2 separate regions of the Mus musculus genome follow, and region 1 is linked to region 2. The links are chromatin loops, found by intact Hi-C in ENCODE. Cell type or tissue: left cerebral cortex. All regions are shown on one strand.

Evidence for each region. A loop is a pair of places that touch in the nucleus more often than their neighbours do. Peaks named below come from ENCODE experiments on the same cell type or tissue, not always from the same donor. Only the 100,000 strongest peaks of a DNase experiment are listed, where the experiment ranks them.
Region 1: a loop joins it to region 2, with 4 times the contacts of the local background. A loop is called at or near these places in 2 of 42 quality-filtered maps.

The regions. Positions count from the first base shown.
Region 1 is chr1:5,900,968-5,908,967 of GRCm38, forward strand. No RefSeq gene overlaps it. Among named protein-coding and RNA genes, the nearest start is that of Npbwr1, 12 kb to the right of the region's middle. In left cerebral cortex, a CTCF peak has its summit at 4,050 (motif pointing left); a DNase peak (open chromatin) is centred at 4,048.
Region 2 is chr1:4,877,766-4,885,765 of GRCm38, forward strand. It overlaps Tcea1 (transcription elongation factor A (SII) 1), which reads left to right. Exons shown (of 10, transcript NM_011541.4): 3 at 262-367. It also overlaps the pseudogene Gm6104. Among named protein-coding and RNA genes, the nearest start is that of Tcea1, 24 kb to the left of the region's middle. In left cerebral cortex, no CTCF peak of the experiment used is centred here; a DNase peak (open chromatin) is centred at 3,802.

The DNA of each region.
Region 1 (8,000 bases), 1.0 Mb after region 2:
ACCATTACACTGAAATTCACTCTGCTGAACCATTTTGTTTATTGGGCTTCCTCACCGAGCTCTCCTTAAGAACATATACTGTTATTCCAGAGAACCTGAGTTCAATAACCAGTACCCATAATAGTAGTCAGCTCACAGTTGTCTGTAACTTTAATATCCAGAGTATCTGACTCTTTCTTTTGGCCTCTAAGAGTACTGTACTCACATGTACATACTCAAACACAAGCATTCATATATCTACATAATTTAAAATTAAAACTAAAATTTTATAATATTCTATTACATTAAAAAACTATACTACACCTGTTAAATCATTTAAAACTTACCAAAATTTTGTAGGATATCTACTAAAATTAATTCACTCAAATAGATGGTGGGATAGAAAAACAAAGCAGTATCTGTCATGGAAACTTCTTACTGCTAACTCAGAAATGCCAGCTCTCTGACAGTCACAATGCTTGATGTTAAGAATATAACAGTTGATAACACAGTGTTAATGTCTTCCAAGAACTTGAAGTCAGTGTAGGTCAGCTAGAGAATAAATACAACGAGAATGTTCATAAAGGAAGGAGCATGGTCATGATCTAGCTATTGTGAATAGAGTAGCAATGACAGTGTTCACATTTCTGAACTGGAATTTCCCATCTATTTTTTAGTTAAAGGATAAGTATAAGGGAGTTCATCTGACAGTTGGTTGCAATTTTAGGTTAGTTGTGATGGACTTAGTGTAGAAAGGAAACTATACCTTCAATCCAATGACACTGTATTTATAAAAACCGCTGAGAAGTTTCTCATGGCCTTCCCAATTTGGCCCAGTTCCTTTTACATATGATGCCCCCACCAGCAGCTGAGGAGATGTTAGCAAGTGACAGTTGTTGGTAGAATGAGAGGCACTTTTCTTCAAGGATGTGTGTTGGAGATTAGTGCTACTGCTTTGAATCTGCATGTTCAGATGCTATAGGTCCTTGTCCTCAATTGGTTCTTGATTCATCAATAAGGATACCAGCAGTCAATGGCTTTGCATAGGGAGGGACACTTAAAGTTGATCAGGTAGGACACAGAGAGGAAAGGGAGAACTGGGATGACTCAGGGTAGAAGTATGGGATACAGGAGTGGCAGGAGATAAACCATATGGGCCATGTGAGATTTCAGGTGGGTGGCCACTGGCCACTTCCCCGATTGGGCCTGGAGTATCAGGGGAAGGTTTAGAGATGCCCAGCCTTTGAGGTAGCAAAGGCATTTAAAATTAAGCTAATGTGTGTATGTCTTTCATCCTCTGGCCAAAGATTCCCTAGGTAGGTGTCTGGAAGCACAGTCTTCTGGGAGCACAAAGTGTTGAACCAAAAATTTCCACTACAGATATGATCAGAAGAGATCACCTACTCCACCAATAGTCCTACCCCCATGTTCAAAAAGGAAGAACCAGATGAACACAGCATATATATGAACAAAGGACATGACGTTGATGGGGAAATGAGAGGGTGAGGAGAGAAATTGGAGGAGATGAATTAAATGGTGGATTTGCTCAACGCAATTCTATTTATATACATGTATGATATTTTCAAACAACAGAAATAATGTCTTTTAATGTAACCATGAGTTGGGGAGATGCTTGAACAGAAAAAGGTGCTTGCTGCCAAGCATGACAACTATCAGAAGACATGTGGTAGAAGAGAACAACTTCTACAAGTTTTCTTCTGACCTCCATAAACATGTAATGGCACACACACACACACACACACACACACACACGTAAGAAATTAAAATATGAACCTGTGACTAGATCTTTAAAAGAAGATTATTTTCAAAATGTAACAAAAATACTTTTTATTTTTAAAGTAAAGTTGATCATTGTAATACTTGGAATAATGACTGTCCTGGCAAGACATTCCCACTAATGCAATAATGGCATGAACATCATGGAAGTCATCTTCTATTTTATGATTAGATTTAAGTCAAACTCCACAAAATGAAACCCATATCTAGCACCGTTCTGACTTAAAAATCTGTGACTCTGTGAATCACAGATCCTGGGGGAGAACATAAATCTTAATAACATCATTATTGATTACTGTATCCTTCAACCATCATCAGAGAAACTTCTATTTAAAGTAAATGATTAGAAACAAAGAGATTCCACAACTGGTCACAGTGCAGAGAACACTAGACCACTAAGGGTCAGCACTAAACAGGATATCTCTATCATACTTCCCTCCAAGCCTCAAGGATCACTACAAAACAGGAGGCAGAAAGAAGCTGATCTGGGAATGATGGATGAGTATAAATTAACAGTGCTTCCCAGATGCAGGGCAATTCCACCGGTAAACTCAATAGCTGTGATGGCATTCACAAGACCTGTGCAGCTTTAAGCCAACCAAAGTCACAGCTGGAGTAGGGAGATGGGTATTAAGCTCCGCCCCTCTGATGAAGTAGACAGAAGAAAACAGTTTTCTCTAGAGTGGAGCCTTTAGTAAGTTCACTATACTTCTGTGGAAGGCCACACATCCAAAAAATATACTGGCAACACAAACTGAACTTGAGATGGAGTGTTTTGTTTTGTTTTCTAGGTGGGTAAAGAAATGGGACTGGATCTGAGAGGAGTTGGGGAAGGGGAGAAATAGGATCTAAATATTCTAAAGTATCAAAGAATTAATAAAAATGAAAAAGAAAATATTTATTTTTAGAAGACTAAAAAGAAAATATTCTGAGAGTAGTTTATTTTTAAATTATGTGAATAAATATGTGCACATCCCCCACAGAGCCAGGGGTATTGCATCCCCTGAAGCTGGAGTTGCCTAACTGGCAAATGTAAGTTTCTCAGCATAGGTCTAGGAAACTGAAACAAGTTCTCTGCAAAATCAATACACGCTCTCAACCACTAAGCTCTCTCCATCACCAATTTTTGGAAATTTAGTCTGTGATCATATTTTTTGAACGGATTGTTAAATGTCCTTTTATAGGTTGGTATTATCTTTTCAACGTTTTTTTTTTTCCATTTACTTACTTTTTTGTGTGTGTCATGCTTTTGCACACATGTCAGCATGTGTATAGAACTCAGGAAAACTCTGCTCTCTTCTTCCACTGTCTGCATCCCATGGATTCACGTCAAGCTACAAGCACCTTTGACAACATCTTAAATGTTATGATTTGAATAAATATATTTTATACCTTATGCTAGAGACTGTAATTGAAAAATCACACCCAGCACCAAAGCCAATATGTATATTAGTAAACATCTTCTAATCTTTGTAACCATCAACACTTTCTTTTTTAAAACATATTTTTATTGATTCGCGGGAATTTTCACAATATGCACCCCAATCATATTCACTTCTCAGGCTTCTATGCCCATTACCTATCCTTGTGACCTTATATCACACTCACACACACACACACACACACACACACACACACACATGCACGCACTCAAATAAAAGTAAGAATAAGAATTAAAAAGTATAATTTGTGTGGTCTATATACTCACTGGAACATGGTCCAACTCTCAGTGGTCTACCCCTTAAATTGAATTGAGTCGTTTCCATCCCAGGCCCCCGCCAGAAGCCATCAATTGTGAAGATGTACACTGCAGCATCCCTATCACACTTTTTAAGAACTAAGGATTGTCACAGAAGCCTCAAGCCCTCTAGAAACATGGGAGCTAGAGAAAGTACCCAAGGAGCTAAAGGGGTCTGCAACCCTATAGGTGGACAACAATATGAACTAACCAGTACCCCCAGAGATCGTGTCTCTAGCTGCATGTGTAACAGAAGATGGCCTAGTTGGCCATCATTGGGAAGAGAGGCCCCTTGGTCTTGCAAACTTTATATGCCTCAGAATGGGGGAACTCCGGGGCCAAGAAATGGGAGTGGGTGGGTAGGGGAGTGGGGGTGGGAGTATGGGGGACTTTTGGGTTAGCATTTGAAATGTAAATGAAGAAAATACTTTTTTTTAATCTCTTAACAGTAAAAAAAAAAAAGAAAAAGAAAGAAAGAAACATGGTGGCACAAGACCTGAGTGTACATAGTTGAGCTTTTAGCACCACCTAGTGACCCAATGAATACTTACAAAAATGGAGGAATGAAAGAGTACCTAGGTGTTCAGGAGAATGGTAATTTAATATTTAAATGAGATGAAAGTCTTAAACTTACTCATTTATATTTACTGCCTTTCGAATGTATATTAATAATTCCATGACACCCAGATCATCAAAAACGGGAGATAACTTTCACAGTATTAGAGAGTTATTTTCTTAGTTCTTCCATAGTATTCACTTGAACTTACCTTAAAATAACCAATCAAACAAAGCCAAACAACAGATGAAAACAAATGAGAGTTACTGAGGAAGGAACATAGACATAACTATACTACTATATGAATACAAAGGTTTGAAGCATACATAATTTGAGGAAAGCAAACAGTCCCATATGTACACATGAGCCTGCATCCGCACCAGGGGCCAGTACATACTCCTGTCATCTATTGAGAAGAATTCATTCCCAAAACGCACACATAGAAATACTGAAAAGTACATGCTTATGAATATTTTAAATAAATAATATATACTTTGTGTATATATAAATAACAATATAATAACAAATATATAACTATATTGCATAAAATAAGTAAAACCCAAAGAAGTATAAACAACCTCAAGTACGTACACAAACTGGGAACCATACTAAGGACCAAGAGACACCATTGCCCTCTACTTACAAAGGTGGGATTCTAAAACAAAGGGATCCCTGGCTACTAGGTTCATGTTGCCCCTGACTAAATTATCTCAATGCGGGCAATGTGTAATGCAACTTAAAAATCAAGACTGGTGTGAAGGGTGTGAAAAGTATATTTTAAGGGTAATGCAAATTTCCTGCATCTTGAGATGTTGATTATGCAAGTACACATTATTAGTCATAGCCTTCAAACTATACAGTAAAAGAAAAGGTGAATAACTCAATAAGAATGGCTCTAAAGAAACAAAAGATTGAAGGCCACTTTCCTTGAATCCTCCCTTTGTTGCAGTGCTTCAAGATGCGGTTGCCTCTCCTACACTCATTAGTGTTTGTAGTAAGGTTCTCACTGACCTCTCTGTTAAGCCCCCCTCTGGCTCAGGCTAGGAGATGTTCAATTTATCTCCCCTTCAATAGCACTTGAATGCATGGTCAGCTATTTAATATGCACCACAGTTGTGGGAACCGTTTCTTACAGAGATTACTGTGGCTGCTGAAAAGCTTGGAACTAGCCAAGTACCCAATAAACATCTGAAGTTCCTCACCAATATTGCCATGCAAGGGAGACACTAAACATCACAGACTGTAGCTACAGCTACCAGTATTTGAAAACAATGAAACTTTAACTTTACCCTGTTAGAGCATTATACACAGATCCATTAATACAAGTGCATTTCACTAATTCTAACTCCTGCATTGCCTGACTCCACACTAGTATAAACCTTATAAGGCTCTTGCAGGGGATTTTTATGTATGGCTATTAGCACTTAACCATGCAAAACATGAAGAACAATTATGTCTGCCACAAAAAATCCCCAAATCTAACAAATGATGGGGAGTTGATCCATGTATAAATGCTTTCACCACTCAGTCACTGTTGTTCGAGTCATCTCCTTTCATCTGCAGTTGTTTTCTGCAGTTTGAAATACCTGAGTCAGCTGCAATTTTAAAATGTTAATGAGAGCTGGTGAGATGGCTCAAGTTCAATCAGAGATTGAGTCCCAGAACAGAGAGGAAAGAAAGGACCAAGTCCTTAAAGTTATCTTCTGGCCTCCATATACGTGCTGTGGCATGCCGTATCTGCTCTCGCACATATACATTTTTCACATGCATACAATAATAATCAGTAAAATGCAAATTACAGAAAAATGTAAAAATTCTTAAAAGAATTTCAGCTGTGCAACTGGGTACGGTAATATGCTCTTGCACTATGCTTCATCCTTCCCAGGATATGAATCACCTCTTTACCCAGAGTATTTCTGCTGTTTATATTACTTTTCTCAAGAAATATCTGTTATCAGAATCACTACTGCATGATTTTAATGTTTTTGCTCATGATATTGCTATGGAATAGTCGAATGCCACATTAAAACACCTGAGTGAATGCTCTCGTTCCATCTCATCTCAGAGGTATAAAATCATCTCACATCATAAGAAGGGGAAATATAGTGCAGTAAGATGCTTGGTAATGGATACATTCACATAACTGCTTAAAATAATTATATTTTGAGAAAATAAAAGTAGTATATAAATACTTCTTTAAAGTACAGTTTAAAAGTTTAAAGGTTTTATTTTCTAAAATTTTTTGGAAGTGTTTAAAGATAGACAAGAGTTGATAGACTAGTATAGAGAGCATTAGGTGTGGTGGCAGACATTTCTAACCCCAGAACTCAGGAAACTGACAAAGGAGGACCATGAGTCTAAGGGCAGCCCAAGCTACAAAGGAAGTGAGTTCAAGAACAAGCTGAGCATAGACCTGTCTCACAAGAAGCAGAGGGGCAATGACTACCTGTATTCCTTTCAACTGTAACTGCTTTCCTATTTACTTTGGTTTTTTTGCATATGTATATGTGTCACATACTTAGTATGGGAGAAAAACCTAAGCATCCTCTAGTTGTGTTGTCAGAGGGATCCTTCACAGAGCCTCCTTCTCAGCTTCAGCCAGTGTTTCTACTTAAGCTGCATTTCAGGGTGAGTCAGTATGAAGCAAAGAGACTGTGGTACACACAACGGCATGGGTGCAGAACACTTAAAAATAAGGTGACCTTACATGTCTTAATGGTAGTGTGTGTGTGTGTGTGTGTGTGTGTGTGTGTGTGTGTGTGTGTGTGTGTGTGAGGGAAGGAGGGGGGAGGGGAGAAGGGGAGGAGGGAGGGGAGAGGGAGAGGAGAGGGAGAGATTGTTGTGGTTTTAGAAGTTAAATTACTCAAAGAATGTAATCTATACCTAATTTTCAGAGATTACATTTTTAAAAAATGCTTGTGTATAACTAACTGGTTTTAGTCTAAAGACGTTTCTTTGTAAATGACATAACTTGGCTTCTGAGAAGCATTGTACAAGTTCACACATAAGAAGGCAACTATTGATGTGTCAGATACAAATGGACCAAAAAGGCTCAAAAGCATCCTTAAGTCACATAAATCTCAAGGTGTATGTTTTAACTGTTATCATAATTTACAATCTTGTCTTCTGGATTTCTTTTTTTAAAAATACAGACTTATACATAAGGGGAAAAAAGTGTTGAAGAGGTTAAACTCAAAGGGCATGGGTGTTTTGACCTTAAGCCTGGTTTATTAACTCTTTTCAGGGGTAACTAAACTCCTGTGGAGTAGTAGGAGACTTCATGCATCTGGCAGAAAGGAGGAGCTGGCCATGCACAGAGCTCTATGCTCATTGTCAGGAAAGACTCATTGTCAGGTGTGGTGATTCAAATGAAAACATCTCCCCTAGACTCACACATTGGAATACCTCATCTCTAGTTGGTGACATTTTTCAGGTAGATCTATGAGGTGTGGCCTTGATAGAGGAAGGATGTCACTAGACATTGGTATTGAGATTCCAAAATTGCACACAACTCCCAGTGTACTCTTCCTGCTTTCTTGCTTTGTGATTGAAGATGTAAATGCCCATCTTGCTACTTGAGCCGCAAAGCCGGCCATATCTCCTCTATGGATAGCTCTTACCCTCAGTACTTAAAAGTCCAAATAAACTTTCCGTTCAAGGTTTCCTTGGTCATCTTATTTTGTACTGCAAGAGAAATGTAACTAGTACGCCTGACCTGTACATCTTGCTTTACTCAGATGTATATATCGTGCATAAATTAATCCTAGTCTTCAGCATCTTATGAGATGCCAAAGAAGTTGTTGATAAAAGAACTTAGTAAATTAATAAATAGTGTACATTAATTTTTTCTTGCATTCTTGGAACAAAGCAATGATTGGAACACATTCCAGGAATGGAATTGAGTGAGAAATCTGAGTGTGTGTAAGAACA
Region 2 (8,000 bases):
TGATTTTATTTCAGTAGTCCATTGGCCTTGATCTCATGTTACTGGGCTGTTGATCTCAATTGATCGTGCATTGATCAGACTAGTGCATGATCTAAAGATGTTTGTACTTCAGGTTTGTAGTGTGTGCTTTCAGCAGAATGCAAATAATCGGAAGTTTTAAAATCGTAAGCAGAAAGAGAGTTTGAAAAATAAGAAAGTGTAGTTAATGTACTAAATTGTTTGAAACGCATTGATGGACACTTTATTCTTGTTGCCTTGCAGTCCACAAGAATTGGAATGTCTGTCAATGCCCTTCGCAAGCAGAGCACAGATGAAGAAGTCACCTCTCTAGCCAAGTCTCTCATCAAATCCTGGAAAAAATTATTAGGTAAAATTGATCATTGCTTGCACGTGTTTATGATGTCCTGACTTGTTCAAATGCTGCTTTCTTTTAGACCTGTAAATTTAGATTTAGTGAAATCAGTGCTTTGTAATAAGATTGAGGGTCTAGTTTAATTTGCTTGAAAGATGTATGTAGCCTGGTTTATTAATTCTGTGGTCTCTGGCAGCTGTAACTATAGATAAACTCTTTCAGGGGTAAGTTTTCTGGGAAAGGTTATGCATGTTTTCTGAAGTGATTTTAAAATAACTTAACTTTTAGAAAACTTTAACTTTTAGCAAGGATACAATAATGACTAGATTTCTTTTGTCCAGATCAGCTTTTATTATTTTCCATAATCATCTCTTTTTTAATTTTAAATTTTTTATTTTATGTGCATTGTTGTTTTGTCTGCTTGTATGTCTTTGTGAGAGTGTTAGAGCCCCTGGAACTGGAGTTACTAGATATAAGTTACAAACAGCTGTCAGCTGCCATGTTGGTGCAGGGAATTGAACCCAGGTCCTCTGGAAGAGGAGCCAGTGCTCTTAACCTACTGAGCCATCTCTCCAGCCCCTCTTCTCTTCTCTTCTCTTCTCTTCTCTTCTCTTCTCTTCTCTTCTCTTCTCTTCTCTTCTCTTCTCTTCTTTCTCTCTCCCTCTCTCCCTCTCTCCCTCCCTCCCTCCCTCCCTCCCTCCCTCCCTTCCTTCCTTCCTCTCTCTTTCTCTCTTTCTCTCTCTCTTTTTCTTTTTCATTTGAGAGTAGGTTAAATGTGTTGTTTTCTTTTATTTTCTAATATTTAAGTATACATCTCAGAACAAGCTTTTCCTTTTCTATCTTAGTGTCCTTCATTTATTTGAGATAGGCTCCCATTATGTTGGCTTGGAACTTAGGATCCTGTCTCTAGAGTGTCTGGAGACTGACATTATAGGCATGTGCTTGCATTCCCAGCCCAAGCATATTTTCTTACACAATTCTAATAAATGAAAACAAGCTTTGGTGTAATACCAAATTTTGGTGTAATGGAACTTACAGTCCATGTTCTAGCTTGTTGCTATCTCTATGTATGTACTTCTTAATTTTTTTTTAATGTAATACTGTTTATTTAACTTCAAAAAGATTTCAGCATTCTAAACATACAAAAAATAACAGAATGTTGCAAATTGTGTTTAGGTCCAGAGGGTTCTTGAACTTCCATTGATGCAGTAGTTCTTTGCTTTGCTGACAATGATGAGTCCTACAGTTTCTTTAAAAAGTTTCAAACCTACTGCACTTAACTAAAGAAAAAACTCCAAACACTTCTCATGCCGACCGACCCCTCCCCCCTTTCCACAACTAAGAATGTCAGCAGAATGCTATGCCACTATATACAAACATAGGACAACCTGAAGCTAAATGGATGCCCACCGCAGTATCAACAGGTCCAGCCTCACAGTGCACGCCCTGAGCTACGGCCCCCTCCAAAAGGCATCTTCCCCTCACAGCCTCCACGCCAAACAAGGAGCATCAAGAATCTGTCTGGGTTGTTTCATTCTCTTTACAAACTATAGATATGTACAGTTGACAACTCAGGATTGCTAGCCAATAACCATATAGTTAACACTACCTTACGAGTTGAGAACAAAATGCCAGAAACATCTTCAAATGCCTTGTCACACCAACAGCAAAGTGCACTGAGTGAGGAGGACGCGAGAGTGCCTTTTCATTTTAAAAATGTTTGGAGCTATGTACAACTTTGATACAGTTTCAGGGCGCTCCGGACACCCACGGCCACTTCATGTAAACCACTGACACTTTGAGAAACTACAATATGATCGTGATCAAATTTTGTAATTAAACCTAACAAGGGCAATAGACACGACTCAAATAAGAGATGTGTCAATCACAGCGCTCTCCTACTCTAAGGTATTCACAAGGAGACAGAGCTTTTATTCATCTTCCTCCTCTTCCTCCTCCTCTTCTTCCTCTTCCTCCTCCTCTTCCTCTTCTTCCACCTTTTTCCGGGCAACTTTAACAGGACCCTTGGCACCATCAAACTTCCCTTTAGACTTATAGTCAGCAACATCCTTCTCATACTTCTCTTTCAGCTTTGCTGCCTTGGTGACATAAGGCTGCTTTTCATTGTCACTTAAGTTATTCCACATCTCACCCAGCTTTTTTGCCACATCTCCAATGGAGATGCCAGGGTTTGTGGATTTGATCTTGGGGCGGAATTCAGAACAGAATAAGAAAAATCCAGACGGAGGTCTTTTGGGGGCATTTGGGTCCTTCTTCTTCTTGCCTCCTTTAGCTGGTCCATAATCTTTCATCTCCCGATCATATCGGACTTTATCTGCCTTTGCCATTTCATCAAACTTTGATTTCTCTTTGCTAGACATGGTCTTCCACCTCTCCGAGCACTTCTTGGAGAACTCAGCAAAATTGACGGGAACCTCTGGGTTTTTCTTCTTATGTTCTTCCCTGCATGTCTGCACAAAGAAGGCATAAGCAGACATCTTGCCCTTTGGTTTCTTGGGGTCACCTTTAGCCATCCTGACTGTATTGTTCGCTAGTCTGGGCAGCGCAGGGCACGACGCGCGGCTCAGCGCTCCCCAGCCTCGCGCTAGCTGCCTCCACGAGAGCCGCCTTACTTCTTAATTTTTTGTTAACTTGATGCACGCTAGGGTTATCGAAGAAGAGGGAACCTCAACTGAGAACATGCCACCATAAGACTGACCTGTATGCAAGTGTGTGGAGCATTTTCTTGATTAATAATTAATGTGGGAGGGCCTGGCCCTCTGTGGAGGTGACAGCACTGAGTTGTAAAAGAAAGCAAATAGCCACGGAGAGCAAATTAGAAAGCAGCATTTGTTCCTCCAGAATCTCTGTTTCATTTCTACCTTGCTTCAGTTTCTGCCTTGGCTTTCCCTCAATGATAGTTGGTAAGCCAAATATGTCCGGTCCTACCTAAGTTGATTTTGGTCAGTCTTTTATTACAGCAACAGAGAAGCAAACTACGACACACAATAATGTCTTTATACTTTGTTGACCTCCAGTATCTAGTCTAGAATCGGGTTTAGGTGTTTTGTTTTGTTTCGGTTTTGTTATTTTACTTACTCACTTACATCCTGCTCAATGTCCCCCTCCCAGCCCTTCCTTCTTCAATTTGAGCAATTCCTTAAGCCCTATTTTTCCTTCTGTGATGGAGAATATACTAGACTTATTGTTTTGTTATTTATTATTTATTTAGGTAAGGTGTCATTTAATTCAGGTTAATCTTGAACTCAGTGTAGTAAGTGATGACCTTAAACTCCTGATTTTCCTGTCTGTACCTCTCAAATACTGGGATTACAAGCATGTAGGCTAGAGTTGTAGGCTACAGAAGCCAGAGAAACATGTAGATGCCTACGTGGAGAGCATAGCAAACTGGAGTCCAGAGAAAGTGGGTAGAGGAAGCAGCTGTTTGAAGAACCAGACTCTAGTATTTGGAATCAAATTTTGTGAGTAGCAGAAGCCAGCAGAAACCAATGAGCCATAAATACCTTAGGAGAGTCAGATTAACTGTTGGTTCTGAGCAGTTCTTTGAGAGGGAACTCATTTATTCCTATCTCCAGTTTTAGCACTAAATGAATGAAAAAAGAAATTAAACGGAAGGGCCTGACTGCTCCTAAGTATACTGGAGGAGAACGTTTATTTTAGACAAAGGGGAGACATAGCCAAAGTCAAAGACATCTGGGAAAGTAGAATGGTCACCTTAGACCATATGTTGAGGAGGGGACCTAGGGGAACCAGGTGTAGCAGCCAGGAAGCCCAAAAGAAAAGTAAGGAAAATGTCTGGACTATATTATAGGGAAGAATACCTGGGGGAAGGGCAGCCTAGCAGGGGTTGTGTATTCCAGTCCGGAAGGTCCACTCTGGGGTGCAGGGAGAACCTGGCAACCAGGTCCACTTTGATATGTTAAATAGGCACCTCCCACTCCCCCTTTGTTTCTAGTGGTATATCCCTTTTTTCTGGTTTGTCTACTGTTTTCTCATAACCATGATCAGGTTATACATCCAGAGTTGCAGCTCTCCCTAAGTGTATTAGATTCATAAGTCTCATACCCAATAAAAGTATGTATTTTACTGTTCCCCTTTTAAGATTTACTCTATGAGAGAGATTTTTTTTTTAAGATTTATTTATTATTATTATATCTAAGTACACTGTATCAACCATGTGGTTGCTGGGATTTGAACTCAGGACCTTCGGAAGAGCAGTCGGTGCTCTTAACCACTGAGCCATCTCTCCAGCCCCTATGAGAGAGATTTTAAGACCCTGAATCTGTCTTACATTCTGTCAGATCCCCTCCCCTTATTTAGTATTCATTATTTTTGCTCAGATCAGTCTTTATAGTGATGATTACAAAGTTTTTATTTCTTTGTCCTTGAAACCTCACTAAACAGTAAGAAAACATTGTCTTTCAAGTGGAGTCTTACTCTGTATGATGGGCTGCAATCTACTACTATTCGTTTGTATTTTTATTACCCCAAATTTGGCCCCCTGGGTGACCCCTCAGACTGGTTCCTAGGTTAGCACTCCTCAATGCTTTTGAGTACTTAGTAACATTCTGTATCTATCCATAGTGTGTATTGGGCTTGTATTGGTCTCTACTGCTGTGGTAAAACACCATGACCAGAAAATAACAGCTTGGGGAGGAAAGGATTTGTTTGTTGTACACATCCTGATCATAGACCCTTATGAAGGAAAGTCAGGCAGGGCAGGAATTTCAGAAGGAATCTGGAGGCAAGAACTAAAGCTCTCTCACAGGCCGTGAAGGAAAACTGCTTTCAGGCTTGATTCTCATAGTTTGCTAAGCTTGCTTTCTTATACACCCAGGACCATCCACCCAGAACTGACACCACAGGTGTCAGTACATTGCCTGGCTTCCCACACCAGTCATTACTCAAGAAAATGCCCCTACTGACTAGACTAGCTTACAGGCAATTAGATGGTGGCATTTCCTCTACAGATGTTCGTCTTTCCAGATAATTCTAGCTTGAGTTGACAAAAGACTAACCTGTTAAAGTAACTTTTATTCATCCAATGAAATTGTTTTTTCCTCCAAGGCTTATTTCCTCAGTCTGCTAACCTAGGCCTAGTCCTGGAAGCTTCTAGCCTACATACAATCTTAACTAGGCATAGAACGTTTTCAGCTTCTGAGACTTATGCTGAATAAGCTTGCCCTTTCTTCTTTTTTTCTGAATTCTGACTGACTGGTTCAACTCGGAGGTTCTGGCTCAAACTCCTCTCCAAGCTGTCTGATTTATTCTGCCTTCTCTGTCTTGGCCTCTCTTGAATTACTCTGCTTGTCCTCATACTAACTGTAGCAAACTGTTCCAATCTTCTAGTTCCTTCTCATTCTCTAGCTTGTTCTGTCTTCACCTGTATCTAGCTCTTTTCTCCTCAGCCTGTCTCTGTAATAACTGTCCTGGTAAAACAGCCTCCTCCTTCTTTCTCTCTTTTCTGTGGTGCTCTCTTAGGTAGCTTCCTTTTCCTGTTCTTAGGAGAGTTGGAAATATCCTAGATACTTGAGTGATTTGTCACTCAGTTAGACATCACTTTCAAACATGAGTACTTCCTTCTCCAAATTAACTTTACCTTCATTGTTTGGGTTTAAAGGTGTGTACTAAGGATTTGTCTCTATTCCAGCCAGAGGGCTTAAGTGTATGCCAAGGCTGAGCCGCACCATAACTAGAAACAGGTTTTTCCATTCAACAACACAATCCCAACGTTCACAGTGTGATCATATATCCTACAACACTAATCAGGACAAGGCCCATCAGTTTTTCTTGTCCCCGCTGGGTATGGCCACCTGGTTCTGTGTATGTATCCATTTGTGTTATCATTTTTATATATGAAATACTTTTTTGGTTTTCATTATAATTGTCATTTAATTGACTTCAGAATAATCCATTCAAATCACAATGCAGTGATTTTACTGTTGGCTGTTGTTAGCATTGTTTTTGTTGCTTTTAACTTAGTGGATGTTACACTCTTGAGTTTCTGCTTAAAATTGTTTTTTTTTTTTGTTGTTTTGGGGTTTTTTTTGTTGTTGTTGTTTGTTTAGTTGTTTGGTTTTTTTGTTTGTTTGTTTTTCAAGACAGGGTTTCTCTGTGTAGCCCTGGCTGTCCTGGAACTCACTCTGTAGACCAGGCTGGCCTCGAACTCAGAAATCCGCCTGCCTCTGCCTCCCGAGTGCTGGGACTAAAGGGTTGCGCCACCACCGCCCGGCTAAAATTGTTTTTAAAGATTTTTAATGTGGTTTAAAGATTTAGAACTCCTGCTGGTAGGTAGTGCATTTTTTAAAACTTTGTATATGTCAAAGCATTGACGTTTAAGCCTCATTGTAACCCACTGCTTTAGGTGCTATTTATAAACTCCTATTGTATGGTGAGAAAACACAGGCCAGTTCAGACATCTTAGAAACATTGGGTCAGTGGTAAATAGCTGGGCTTGAATATGACTATAGGTGGTCTAAGTACTTTCTTCCCTGCCAGTTGTGCTGAATTGGCACAACACTTTGTTGAATATTAGGACTGCCCTTACCCATCAATCTAAGACCTTGACCATACTAGATATCTTACTTAGGGTTTTACTGCTGTGAACAGACACCATGACCAATGTAAGTCTTATAAAGGCCAACATTTAATTGGGCTGACTTACAGGTTCAGAGGTTTAGTCCACTATCATAGAGGTGAGAGTAGGGCAGCATCTAGGTAGGCATGATGCAGTCAGAGCTGAGAGTTCTACCTCTTCATTTGAAGGCTGCTAGTAGAAGAATGACTTCCAGGCAGCTAAAATGAGGGTCTTAAGCCCACACCCACAGTGACACACCTACTCCGACAAGGTTACACCTAATAGTGCCACTTTTTAGATTGAGCATATTCAAACTGGCACACTAGGCAAGCATTCTGCCATTAAACCCTATTACATGTCTGTGGGAATGTTTGTAAAGCTGTTCATGCCTCTTAACTGTTCTGTCTTTGAGGATTGAACCCCCATACGCTGCCAGAGTGGTGAGGGCAGTGTATTGTGTTGCCTATTTCTCTTAAATACTTTCTACTCTACAACTCTGGGGCTGTCTCTTATTCCCCATAAGCCATTCCTTATCTATCTATCTATCTATCTATCTATCTATCTATCTATCTATTTATTTTGAGGCAAGGTTTCATTTATTTATTTATTTAGTTAGTTAGTTAGTTAGTTAGTTTGAGGCAAGGTTTCACTGTAGTCCTAACTGGCCTTGAACTCCCTATGACGACTGGACTGTTCTCAAACTCAGATTTGTTTGCCTCTACCTCCCAAGTGCTGGGTATGCACTCTACCGCACCCCTATGCCGTTATTAGTACAGGTATTCTGCTTCACAGTCTAAGGCATCTTAGGGTTTGGGGCTTTCTCGTTTGCTTGCTTTGTGATTAGGAGACAAGGACTCGCTATGTATCCCAAATTCTCAATCCTCCTGCCTCTGCCTCCTGGGTTTTGGGATCGTAAGAGTGTGGTTTTTTTTTCAGGCTTTTAAGGGAAATAGACAATAACAAAATGTGATACAATTTAGTATTGTGTGAAAACTAAAGTGTGTGTTCATGCTATAGCACAGAGAATTTTGTATTTTAGGTAATTGTATT